Linked DNA regions of Homo sapiens: region 2 is linked to region 1. A link is a contact called in ENCODE Hi-C or POLR2A ChIA-PET data. All regions are on one chromosome and are shown on one strand. The core of a region is the stretch at or near the end of the contact, and the rest is flanking DNA. Distances in the headings are between cores, read along the strand shown. Region 1 overlaps GRAMD1C (GRAM domain containing 1C). Region 2 overlaps USF3 (upstream transcription factor family member 3).

Region 1 (6,117 bases), core at 2,317-4,816:
ATACATGTACCACCACTCTGATCAGGATATAGAACTTAAACCAGCATCCCAAAAGCTCCCTCCCAGTCTTCACCTACCTGACTCTCCACAACAGTAACCGCTATGCTGACTTTATGTCCATAAATTTGTTTGGCCTGGTTTTTATCTTTATATAAAGAAATTATATAGCATGTACTCTTTTGTATCTGGATTCTTTTGCTCAACATTGTATCTGTGAGTTCTACTCATATTGTTACAAGTATCAGTACTTTGTATTTTTTTCATTGTTATATAGGATTCTTTTGTGGGAATATACACAATCTATTCACCCATTCTATTACTGATGGACACTTGAACTGTTTTGAGTTTGGGACCATCATAAATAATGTTGCTATGAACACTGTAGTACGTCATTCAGAGTACAAATGTACCCATTTCTGATGAATGTATACCTAGGAGTGGAACTGCTGAGTCACAGAGAATTCATACCTTTAGTAGTTACTGCCAAGCCTTTTGGCAAAGTGGTTGTTCCAATTTACACTCCACCAAAATTCAGTTGTTTCACATGAAACCATTTTGAATTGAGTTCAACCTAATCGAATTGGTACCTTAATGAATAAATATACTTTTAGTTTTCAAAAGTCTGAACTTAATTGTTGGAAGCATGTGCCTAATTAAATAATTATACTGTTCACATGTGAATTTAACCAAACATTTGAATACCAGTTTATATACTGTCAACATAAAAGCAAAGCATGTCTAATTCTTCCTCCTCACAACATAAATCAGTTTATATATGCTCAATATTCTAAGAATAATAGCATTCTCCCAAATTTATCATTAGGTAAGAACACAAGGACTAACCTATTATATTTCTAGAACTGGCAAATTTCTGCATAAAGCGTGAACTGGTAAAGAGCAATTCAAACATTCTGTCAGCACTGATATGAAAAATACGGTTGATAAAAAGTCTTCCATGAAGATCTTTCTCAGGAACATTTTCTGGAAAAACAGAAACACAAACCAAAAGAGAAGAAATCAAAGAAAGTTTATTTTAAGGCTTTAGGGGGTTTCGTGGGGTTTTCTTTTTTTATTTTGGGCATAAAATGGTTTTTAAATATGATTACAATGAGGAGAACATTCTAGGACACTATTAAAACTCCAAATAGGAATTAAATATATACATATGTATGACCTATAACTATGCATAACAATATATAGTTAACTAAACTACATATAATCAATATTTCAACTGTCAAAACCCAAAAGATACAGAAATATTTCACTTGAATGGTATCAAATGGCCATAATATGTCACTCAAAAGAATATTTCAAAAGGGACAAGGACAATATAGACACATAAGATAGTATCTAACATAGAAATTAGCAACTTCTACCTCTGAATGCTCACTCAGTAAATATTAATTTATCAATGGCTATAATATCTGCTGCACTTAGCTTATCAGCCTGAATAATGTTTCAACTTGACTTAATGTTCACTACCCAAAGACAAGAATGACTGTAATCACAACCTATTTTCAACATCACACATTAAAAGAACTAAGAAATCCTTCTGAAAAGTATTCATCAAAGCTAACAAATGCCCAATGAATTATTACATTTTTTCTGGGAATTTGATAATCATAGTGATGTTGAAAACTACTAGTGACAAATGAAGAAGCAATATCTTGCTCACCTATTCTCATATGCCCTGGAAATATTATATAAAATAGCCCATACTTACATAGTGCTTACTATATGTTAGACATTGTGCTACATACCTTACAAGTATTGACTCATCTTATTCTCACTGCAATGCTATGAGATAAGTGGTATTATCATCATTATTTCCAGATGGGGAAACAGAATCACAGAAATAATTGCCGAGGCTCCATGGCTAGTGAGTGACTGACCTGGAATTTGAACCCACTCCAGCTCCAGAGCACATAAACTTAACATCTATTTTATACCGCCAGAAGGAATTTAACTTAGAAGAACCAAACAGAAAAGAAAAAAAAAAAACCAAGGAACAGAAGCCTGGCATAATAGAGGAAGTAACATAAAGCAATTCAATATGAAATTGTAATGATTTCAGGACCAAGATTACTTACTATTATCTCAAGGATGATGCCCCATCGATACAGAATAAAAATTGCTGCAAAAGCTCCCCATGTTTCAGAAATCAAGCTCTAAGAATGATCTGGGTAAAGCATCTGTCAATATTAGTCAGGTTAAATCAAAGGGCAATAGTCTATGGATCAGAAAAACTCTGCTAGCTCTGGCTTCATCCCCAACTACTGCTGTTTATCCCTCATTGGATGATTTGTGTCTCCCTATTTTGCTAGAGGCATAAAGGACTTATGGATATCAGATAGATATTGATTTGCTTCTCCCTTCAACAATACTCTACGTAGGCAAAAACTCTTTACTGCAGTTTCAAATAATGGCTCCTTCAGCGTAGAAATGAATCACAAAACTAGGCAATTTTGCTAAGCTTTGTGAGGTAACTTTCCAATTAGGCCTGGGAAACAGCTTTTTCTGACACAGAAGTATTATATGTTCACTGTAAAAATAATTCAAATATTCACAAAGGAAGAAAACAACTAAAGGTGATTCTGTTGATCTTGTTCATTTCCTTCACAGAACCTATCCTGACTTGTAGTTATATTTTTATTGATTTATTGACTTGTTATCTTTCTCCTGCTTACTATAGTAGATCAATATACTATCACTAAATAAAATGATGTTTGGTTTAAAGTGATCTGCAATCTCCCTCACTCCCTCTAAACCCACACACACATCCCCAGTCTCCTGGGATGGTTTACTTTTTGTGACCTTTTCAAATGTCACTTCAGTTCATTGACTTCAACCGTCTTCATAACTTCACAACTTTAAAAAAGTAAAAACACAGATTCATTATTTTACCCATTTAATACATATGACAAGTCCAAGATTTTGGAACGTGCTTAGGGAAACCAGTAGGAGCGCTTGATTTGCTATCTAATGATAATCTAATAAGAAAAAAATCGCCATACACTTTAAATAAAACTCCCCAAACAGAGGTCTGAATGTTACATATACCTTCTTACTGCTATAAAGCCAAACAGCCTTTGCAAGGAGCAAAGTGTGATCAGAGCTCCTGTGCAATAATGAATCTATACACTATTATTCTTTATTTCTAGATATGTACAATTTTTATCAGTTTTATTGTTATCCTTTATGCAACTTATAATGTTTCTTTTATAGGATTCTTTTTTTTTTTTTTTTTTTTTTGGAGACAGAGTCTCACTCTTGAGATTAAAAGCGTGTGCCACCACACCCAGCTAATTTTTGTATTTTTAGTAGAGATGGGCTTTCCTCACATTGGCCAGACTGGTCTCGAACTCCTGACCTCAGTTGACCCACCTGGCTCAGCCTTCCAAAGTGCTGGGATTACAAGCGCGCGCCACCACATCCAGCTGAAACTACTTTGGAAGGACCATTCTTATAAAAGAAGCAGGTGAGAAAGAGAAAACAAAAATCCTGGTTTTGGTGCTACTTACCTATTTGGCCACTGGGGGCCAGAGTAGATCTTCCTAAAGTCCTAAATTCAGGTAAACAGCGTATGACTAATCCATGCCCAGCTGCATACTAAAGCAAGAATGGTAAGGACACTAATAAAGCAGTCTCTATGTTACCCTTCATCTTTCCAAATGTCTCCCACTACATTGACTTCAATGGCAAGGATCTTACAATTTTAAGAAAAAGAGTCCTTAAAATGCCTACTTAATAAGTACAACAAGCCTCAAGTAATTTGTACTAAATTTTCCTTTAAACAACTACTTTTATTATATTTTTTGCTTTCTCTTTCTCTTTCCCTTTCTCTCTCCTATTGGTGGTTACAAGAAAGTAACACAATCATAGTGTCTATAACATCTATCCTCAAAACTGAAACATAAAAAGTATTAAATCTTTTTTTTTTTTGAAGAGACTGGATCTGGCTCTTTTGTCGCCCAGGCTAGAGTGCAATGGTGTGATCATAGCTCACTGCAGCCTTGATCTCCTGGGGCTCAAGTGATGCTCCTGCTTCAGCCTCCTGCGTAGCTAGGACTATAGGCATGCACCACCATGTCCAGCTAATTTTCTATTTTTTGTAGAGACAAGTCTTGCCCAGACTGGTCTCAAACTCCTGGCCCAAGCAATCCTCCCACCTTGGCCTCTCCAAGTACTGGGATTACGGGCATGAGCCACCGTGCTCAACCAAGAAAAACCAAAATCTTTTATCTTTCTCAAACCTAAAAGCAGTATAACACACACAATCTATATTTTGGAAGTTTTTAAAATATGTTTTAAAAAATTAAATTTTATATTAAGGAAAACACATTAACATAGTAAACTTACATCTACATAAAATGGTTGGGAAATGGGCTTACATTGACTAACACAATATTATTGTGTGCTGGGTATTATATATAATGCAGTGGAGATGTCTCTTCTTCAACCCTTCCGAGTTAAAGGTGCCCAATTAGGGTAATTCCCAGCCTCTCTCTACCCCTTTAACTCACTCTAACCATAGGAAGTAGATTATTGGTATGGACTGAATGTTTGTGTAGCCGCAAATTATTCTGTTAAAGCCCTAACTCCTGGTGTGGCTGTACTTGGAGATGGGGCCTCTAAAGAAAGTAATTAAGTTAATTGGCCAGGTGCGGTGGCTCATGCCTGTAGTCCCAGCATTTTGGGAGGCCGAGGCGGGCTGATCACGAGGTCAGGAGATCAAGACCATCCTGGCTAACATGGTGAAACCCCATCTCTACCAAAAATACAAAAAATTAGCTGGGCATGGTGGTGGGCACCTGTAGTCCCAGCTACTTGGAAGGCTGAGGCAGGAGAATGGTGTGAACCCGGGAGGCAGAGGTTGCAGTGAGCCGAGATCGTGCTACTGCACTCTAGCTCAGGGGACAGAGCAAGACTCTGTCAGGAAAGAAAGAAAGAAAAGGAAGGAAGGAAGGAAGGAAGGAAGGAAGGAAAGAAACAGAGAGAGAAAGAGAGAGAGAAAGGAAAAGAAAGAAAGAAAAAGAAAGAAGGAAAGAAAGGAAGAAGGGAAGGGAAGGAGGGAGGGAGAAGGAAGGAAGGAAGGAAAGAAATAATTAAGTTAAATAAGGTGGGTCCCAGATCTGGTAGAATTAGTGTCCTTATAAGAATAGACACCAGACACTCTGGAAGGCCGAGGCTAAAGGATCAGTTGAAGCCAGGAGTTCAAGACCACCCTGGCCAACATGAGGAAACCCCTTGTTTACTAAAATTACAAAAAATTAGCTGGGCGTGGTGGTGCATGTTTGTAATCCCAGCTACTCCAGGTGTTCCAGAGGGTGAGGCACAAGAATCGCTTGAACTCGGGAGGCAGAGATTGCAGTGAGCCAAGATCACACCACTGCACTCCATCCTGGGCGACAGAGCCAGACTCTGTCTCAAAAAGAAAAAAAAAAAAATACCAGAGAGTTTGCTCATGTATGCTCTCTCTCTCTCTCGTGTGCGTGTGTGTGTGTGTGTCTCTCTCTCTGTTGTTCCCTGCTCTGCTCCTCCCTCACACTTTGCTCCTCTAACCATGAGCATGTGCTAAGGAAAGGCTATGAGCAGACACAGTGAGAAAGTGGCAAGCCAGGAAGAGAGCCCTCACCAGAAACCAACTCTGCCAAACCTTGATCTGGGGTTTCTATCCTCCAGAATTATATGAAATAAATTTCTGTTGCTTAAGCTACCCAATCTGTAGTATTTTGTTATGGCAGCCTGAGCTACTAATACAGTTAGTAAATGTGGAAGGAGTATGTTGGGTAGGCTTGGCACACCTCTGTCCTTCTCTCTGGATCTAGGTGCCCACAGAAGCTGGTTCTCCTCCAGGGGGGATCGTCCCTCCAGTTGGGGAGGAGATTGAACATTGCCTGTGATTGATAGGTAAGTCCACCTCATTCTTCAGCTCCATCAGCAGCCCACTTATCTTTCACACATACCCACATCCGTTGACTTTGTTACTATTAGTATAAAAGGTGATATTTTGGCCTCTATCTGACTTGCTCTTCATTTTCTTTCCCAATTTTGTTACCACCAGGGTGGTCAAGAAGGACTGCTATTTGTTGAGCCCACTCTAGACCTCATGTACAC
Region 2 (6,117 bases), core at 1,386-3,885, 240 kb after region 1:
GCGGGAGGATCGCTTGAGGCCAGGAGTTGGAGAGAGAGAGAGAGAGAGAGAGAGAGAGAGACACCAGCCTGGACAGCATAGTGAGATCCCATCTCTAAGACAGAGAGACCAGCCTGGACACCATAGTGAGATCCCATCTCTACAAAAAATTAGCCGGGAATAGTGGTGTGTGCCTGTATTCCTAGCTGCTTAGGAGGCTGAGGTGGGAGGATCACCAGAGTTTGAGAGCCAGAAGTTTGAGGCTGCAGTGAGCTGTGATCACACCACTGCACACCAGCCTGGATGACAAAGCAAAATCCTGTCTCTAAAAACATTTTTAAAAATTAAAAAAAATTTTTAATGACACTTTAAATATTTTAAGGCATATATTTGTAGTTATGTAAATATTAAAAATGTAATTTCTTTATTAATAAGCTAATTATTAAGTGGACAGGGATTTATGAAAATATTGTATAGTTCCTTTCCAATAGATGCTCTTTTTTTTTAGCATCAGGAATGCAATTTTAGTAGCATGAAAATTGTACCTATAAATAATTTTACATTGAGATGGATATTCATAATGGCATTTGGTAAACGGGATGATTTTGATTTACAGTTGTCTTCCTCTTTCAGTTAAATTCCTGGCTTTCACCTGAGTGCAGAGAATGTTTACTTATGTGATAGACCCTTAGTGTCATTGACTTCAAGATTTTAGATATTGGTTATTATGGACTGAGCCCAGAAAAAAAAAATACTCTAGATGTTTAGACAACTAGAACTTTTACTTTATATACCTTAATTATATGTGAAATTATCTGCAGACTTTCAAAAGGGCTGCAGGGGAAAGGCTGGAACTAGGGTATTGGTCAGATGCTTGAACTTTCACCAGTTAAAGGTAACTGCCTGTGTTTCCAGCTTTTTCCTATCAGAATCACCTGGGGCACTTATTAAAATTCAGATCCCTCTCTTGAAGTTTCTAAAACTTTTTCTGTACCTAAAAAACCAAAAACAAAAAAGAAAGAGAGAAAGGAAGGGAGCGAGGGAGGAAGGGAGGGAGAAGGGAAGGGAAGGAGGGGGAGAGTAAGGGAGGGGAGGGGAGGGGAGGGGAGAAGATCACCCAAGGAGGTTGTTGAAAGTGCAAATTCCTGGGCCCTACCCAGACCTCTCATTTGTCATGTTTGGAATGAAGCCCCCAAATTTACATTTTTAAAGAACACATGCAATGCAAAGGTCTGAGGGCTGTCTTCCTAGTGCCTTAGGGGAAGGTCCTTATGTAAGTTTTCAGGCACTCTTAAAAGAGAGAAGTAGGAGGTAGGAAATTGAAGGAAAGATAATTTTAGAATTGAGGACAGAAGTTAGGGTAAGACCCAAGTGGAGGACTTTGAGTAACCAGCAGCTAGTGAGGACCTAAGGTACAATGAGCATGCATAAGAGAAAACAGAGAATCCCCTCTTGGGGACCATCCGTTGGCTGTAAGACTACCATCTTTGTCGGGATGGAGCATCGGTAACCAATAGGAAAGTGACTTTTGAGAGCAACTGCATTGATTTGCTTTCAAGTGTGGGGAGAATTCAGGATCATCCTTCGTGGCACTAAAAATCTGCTTGCATGCCATAGGTTGTCAGCCCTTGCCTTACGCGGTGCTAATGGACACCTAGCAACTATAAACATTCATTGATTTTTCTCTTGTGTAGTAAGAAGAAAGCATAACCCATAGACCATCTTCTGGCAGAAGATGATACATTTGGATCAGAAACGGGAGGCATTGGAAGCCAGGAATCAAAAGTGAAGAAACTCTGCAAGCCCTTAGGTGAGAAGGTCACAGGGATTATTCATTTACTTATTTAATTACATGTTCCCCACCATCACCATATGTTTACCTAATGTGAGCTCATTGCTTTTAGGCTGATAGGTACTTCACAAATGGTAGGGAAAAGGTGGAATAGGAATAAGCTGCTGGACATGGGTCTTGATGACACATTTCTCGACAGGCTGCTTCAGTCAGTGCTTTCTGTCATCCCCTTCCTGCATTCATGTCTACTTATTTCCCAGGACCCTTCTCCCTCCTCCCTAGGGCTAAAGTTAACCTGAAATATCTCACTAACATTTAAAGCTAACATTTATTAAATCCTTATTACTACTAGGTAACGTGGTCTTGTGCTGTACCCGCAAAATTTCATTCCCTGCTCGGAACAATCCAATAATGTAATACTGTTATTATGATTCACGGTGTAGATGAAGCATCTGAGATTCTGAGGGTCATGTAACTTGCCCAAGACCTGACAGCTAGGAAGTGGCAGAAACAGATTTTAAACTCATGCTTTCTGACTTCAGACTTCATACTTGCTACTTTTTCTCTCTCTCGGAGAAAAAAATGGGAAACCACACTTGCACCTCCTCCAGTGTACCACAGCAGGTATCCCAACTTGGTAGACTCATTTTGAAAGGTTGTTGATATAGTTAGGCTGTGTCCCCATCCAAATCTCATCTTGAATTATGGTTCCCATAATCCCATGTGTCATGGGAGGGGCCCAAGTGGGAGGTAATTGAATCATGGGGGCCGTTACCCTCATGCTGTTCTTGTGATAGTGAGTGAGTTCTCATGAGATGATGGTTTTATAAGGGGCTTTCCTCACTTTGCTCACCACTTCTCCTTCCTGCCGCCATGTAAAGGATATGTTTGCTTCCCCTTCCACCATGATTGTAAGTTTCCTGAGGCCTCCCCAGCCCTGCAGAACTGTGAGTCAGTGAAACTTCTTTCCTTTGTAAATTACCTAGTCTTGAGCATTTCTTCATAGCAGCGTGACAATGGACTAACACAGTAAATTGGTACTGGGAGTGGGGCACTGCTATAAGGATACCTGAAAATGTGAAAGCAACTTTGGAACTGGGTAACAGGCAGAGGTTGGAACAGTTTGGAGGGCTCAGATTAGAAGACAGGAAAATGTGGGAAAGTTTGGAACTTTGTAGAGACTTGGAGGACTCAGAAGAAGACAGGCAGATGTGAGAAAGTTTGGAACTTCCTGGAGACTTGTTGAATGATTTTGACCAAAATGCTGATAGTGATGTGGACAATGAAGTCCAGGCTGAGGTGGTCTCCGATGGAGATTAGGAACTTCTTGAAGACTAGAGCAAAGGTGACTCTTGCTATGCTTTAGTGAAGAGACTGGAAGCATTTTGCCCTGCCCTAGAGCTGTGGAACTTTGAACTTGAGAGAGAGAATTTAGGTTATCCGGTGGAAGAAATTTCTAAGCAGCAAAATGTTCAAGAGGTGACAGAGCACCATGATTGTAAGTTTCCAGAGGCATTCTCCAGCACTGTGGAGCTGTGACTCAATTAAACCTCTTTCCTTTAAAAATTACCCAGTCTCATGTATTTCTTTATAGCAGCATGAGAACGGACTAATACAGTTGTCAATCTCTGGGATATAAAAGCATCACAGCTTTCATTATGAAATTTTTGAAAGTCAGAGAAGAGAATGAAATCACCAAAATATCACTACCCTTACTTAACTATGATTAATATATTAATGTATTTGCTTTCTGGCCTTTTCCATATATGTATATATTTTCCAATAGTGCATGTATTATTTAGTAGCCTGATAATTGAAATATATATAGAATTTTCATACCCAGATTTTAATGACAGTCAAATGATAATATGAGACTTCTAGCAGTTTGAAGTTAATGCCCAACAAATGAGTGAGTGAATGAATGCTTGCTTTCATGTATGGAATATTACATGTTTGTGCTCTTGTCACATTTGTTTTTTTTGTGTTCAGAGTAGGGAACCATTGTTTTAGTTTAAATTCTGTATAACACTTCACATGAACAAATAGCATACTCTCCCAACTCAACTATGCTCTACCTATCTTTCCAGCTCTTGCTCAAATTCACATCCCCTTTAAGCTTTTCTTGATTTCCAAGCCTGCAGTGATCTTTTTCTACTCAAATTTTCTCAAGCAGTTTCTGGCTATACCTCACATTTGATATTCACCATTTTCTACATTTGCTAATTATAGTACTTTTATGCTATTTTCTTATACTTCTTTCTATCTGCAACACCTAATCCAATGCTTTTCAATGTCAATTTTATTTTTTAGCATTTTAATATTCAAATCAAATTGCTATTGACCAATTTTTGTAAGATTCTAGAATGACTAAGCTTTCTGGTGTGTCTTTCTATCCTTCTGTAGGTTCCTATTACTGTAACCATGCCAGAAATGACAGAGAATGAGACGCCTACAAAAAAGCAGCACAGGTATGTATCCACAGCCCCAATATAATATGCTTTGGGCAGATAAGAAGCAGAATTAGTTCCTATTTTGCTACATAGGTAGTCCTTAGAGAACTTTTATTTAGATACCGAGGAAATTATTACTCTCCAAAAATATTTGTAGATAAATACAGATTTACTGAAAAAGGTATATGGTTAAAAATTATCTGTCCTGGCCGGGTGTGGTGGCTCACGCCTATAATCCCAGCACTTTGGGAGGCCGAGGCTGGTGGATCACCTGAGGTCAGGAGTTCAAGACCAGCCTGGCCAACATGATGAAACCCCATCTCTACTAAAAATACAAAAATTAGCTGGGTATGGTGGCATGTACCTGTAGTTCCAGCTACTCGGGAGGCTGAGGCAGGAGAATTGCTTGAACCTGGGAGGCAGAGGTTGCAGTGAGCCAAAATCATGCCACTGCACTCCAGCCTGGGTGACAGAGACTCCATCTCAAAGAAAAAAAAAAGAAAAAAAATTATCTGTTCTTATTCTACTAGCAATATAACAAGAATGACTGTCAGTAGTTAATATATTACCAAATCTATGTTAAATGTTTTGTTTGTAATGACATTTTCACTTGCCTATAGTATTAATTTTTGTATATCCTAAGTTGATTTAGGCTCTAGTCAGTGTGAATAGACATTCTGTGACATTATAATCCATTAATGCTAATATGCATATCAGAACAATGTTACTTCTGGTTCTTTGTATAACCTTTTTTTCTGAGTTTCTAGCACCTTTAGCAATGTTTCTGCTTAGAATTGCATGGCCAATGGTTCTACTAATATTAAAATCATGATTCTCTTTCCTTACCAAATAGCTATTAGAGAATGCTAATGTTTTGAGTAATTGTGTATAAAAAGGAAAGTCAATGCTTTTAGTAGATTGGCTCTCAAGAAAATTTAAGAGTTTGGACAACCTGAGGTACACAAATACAAGATAGCTCAGATGCCACTTGTCTGTACACGGGTGCTGTTGGCTGCCACATCTCCCTCCCTAGGGATTACAAAATTACTCTGCTGTTGCTTGTGTCTCCTGCACACGCACACCCGTACTGGTCCAGGTGCCAGGACAAACATCAGATATCACCTACTTGGCACATCACTTCGTGAATTTACCAGCACCTAAGTTATATTTTGAAATAGTTAATTAAGCTTTTCAGTGATTGATTCATTTCCCCACCTATGACTTCTGGGTATGGAAGAATAGAGAGTTGTAGTTACCTCCAGAAATTGTGGTTTCTAAATTTATATTGAGGTTCTCTGCCATTAGATTTTCATACCATAATATATATTAAGGAAATGTTTCTTCAGATTGTTTCTTATTGCTGCAACAAATACAAATTCATAAAATTTATTTTTGTGATTCTTAAAGTATAAAATGGTAAAAATACTTTCCCATTATTTTCATGTTACCTTTTATCTGTACTTTTTGTTTCAGAAAGAAAAACCGGGAGACACACAATGCAGGTAGAAACAATTTAAATTTTACCTGTTAGCATTTTTTGCATTCAAAATGAAATCATACTGCAGTTGATTATAAGTTTTTATGTTATAAGCAAGGAATCATTATTCATTATGTTTTAGGAAAATGTTCCCTTATTGTTTTTTATTGACAAAATACTCCCTGAGTCTCATGAAGATGGCTTGCTTATCATCTTCTGATTCATAGTCTATTTAGATAATTTAAGAGATTACTGTATCCCTGGAGCTAGTGTTTTAAGTGATTTTACCTACCAAGATAGTCCAGATATTATTCTCCTAGATAGTATGGAGGGTATGTATCTTTGCAGCAATTCCCGAGGGGGCTGGCTGCCTAGAGGTATAGCTAAGAGATGAGCAGCAGGTTATAGATCCTAAAGAG

The links. A loop is a pair of places that touch in the nucleus more often than their neighbours do. ChIA-PET counts read pairs that join two places held with the same protein, here RNA polymerase II (POLR2A). Pooled maps may share reads with other maps.
Region 2: a loop to region 1 is called in a pooled map, with 2.0 times the contacts of the local background. The contact joins two enhancer-like sites. A Hi-C loop is called at or near these places in 1 of 50 pooled maps. POLR2A ChIA-PET finds 5 or more read pairs at or near these places in 2 of 52 experiments (T-cell and activated B cell).

The regions. Positions count from the first base shown.
Region 1 is chr3:113,910,565-113,916,681 of GRCh38, reverse strand. GRAMD1C (GRAM domain containing 1C) reads right to left here. Exons shown (of 18, transcript NM_017577.5): 10 at 844-981. Among named protein-coding and RNA genes, the nearest start is that of ZDHHC23, 34 kb to the left of the region's middle. Within about 2 kb of position 3,566, at least 2 of the 41 ENCODE cell types and tissues checked have a DNase peak (open chromatin) inside an H3K27ac peak, as active enhancers do.
Region 2 is chr3:113,672,954-113,679,070 of GRCh38, reverse strand. USF3 (upstream transcription factor family member 3) reads left to right here. Exons shown (of 7, transcript NM_001009899.4): 2 at 1,674-1,789; 3 at 4,175-4,239; 4 at 5,695-5,723. The coding sequence starts at 4,193. Among named protein-coding and RNA genes, the nearest start is that of USF3, 21 kb to the left of the region's middle. Within about 2 kb of position 2,635, at least 2 of the 41 ENCODE cell types and tissues checked have a DNase peak (open chromatin) inside an H3K27ac peak, as active enhancers do.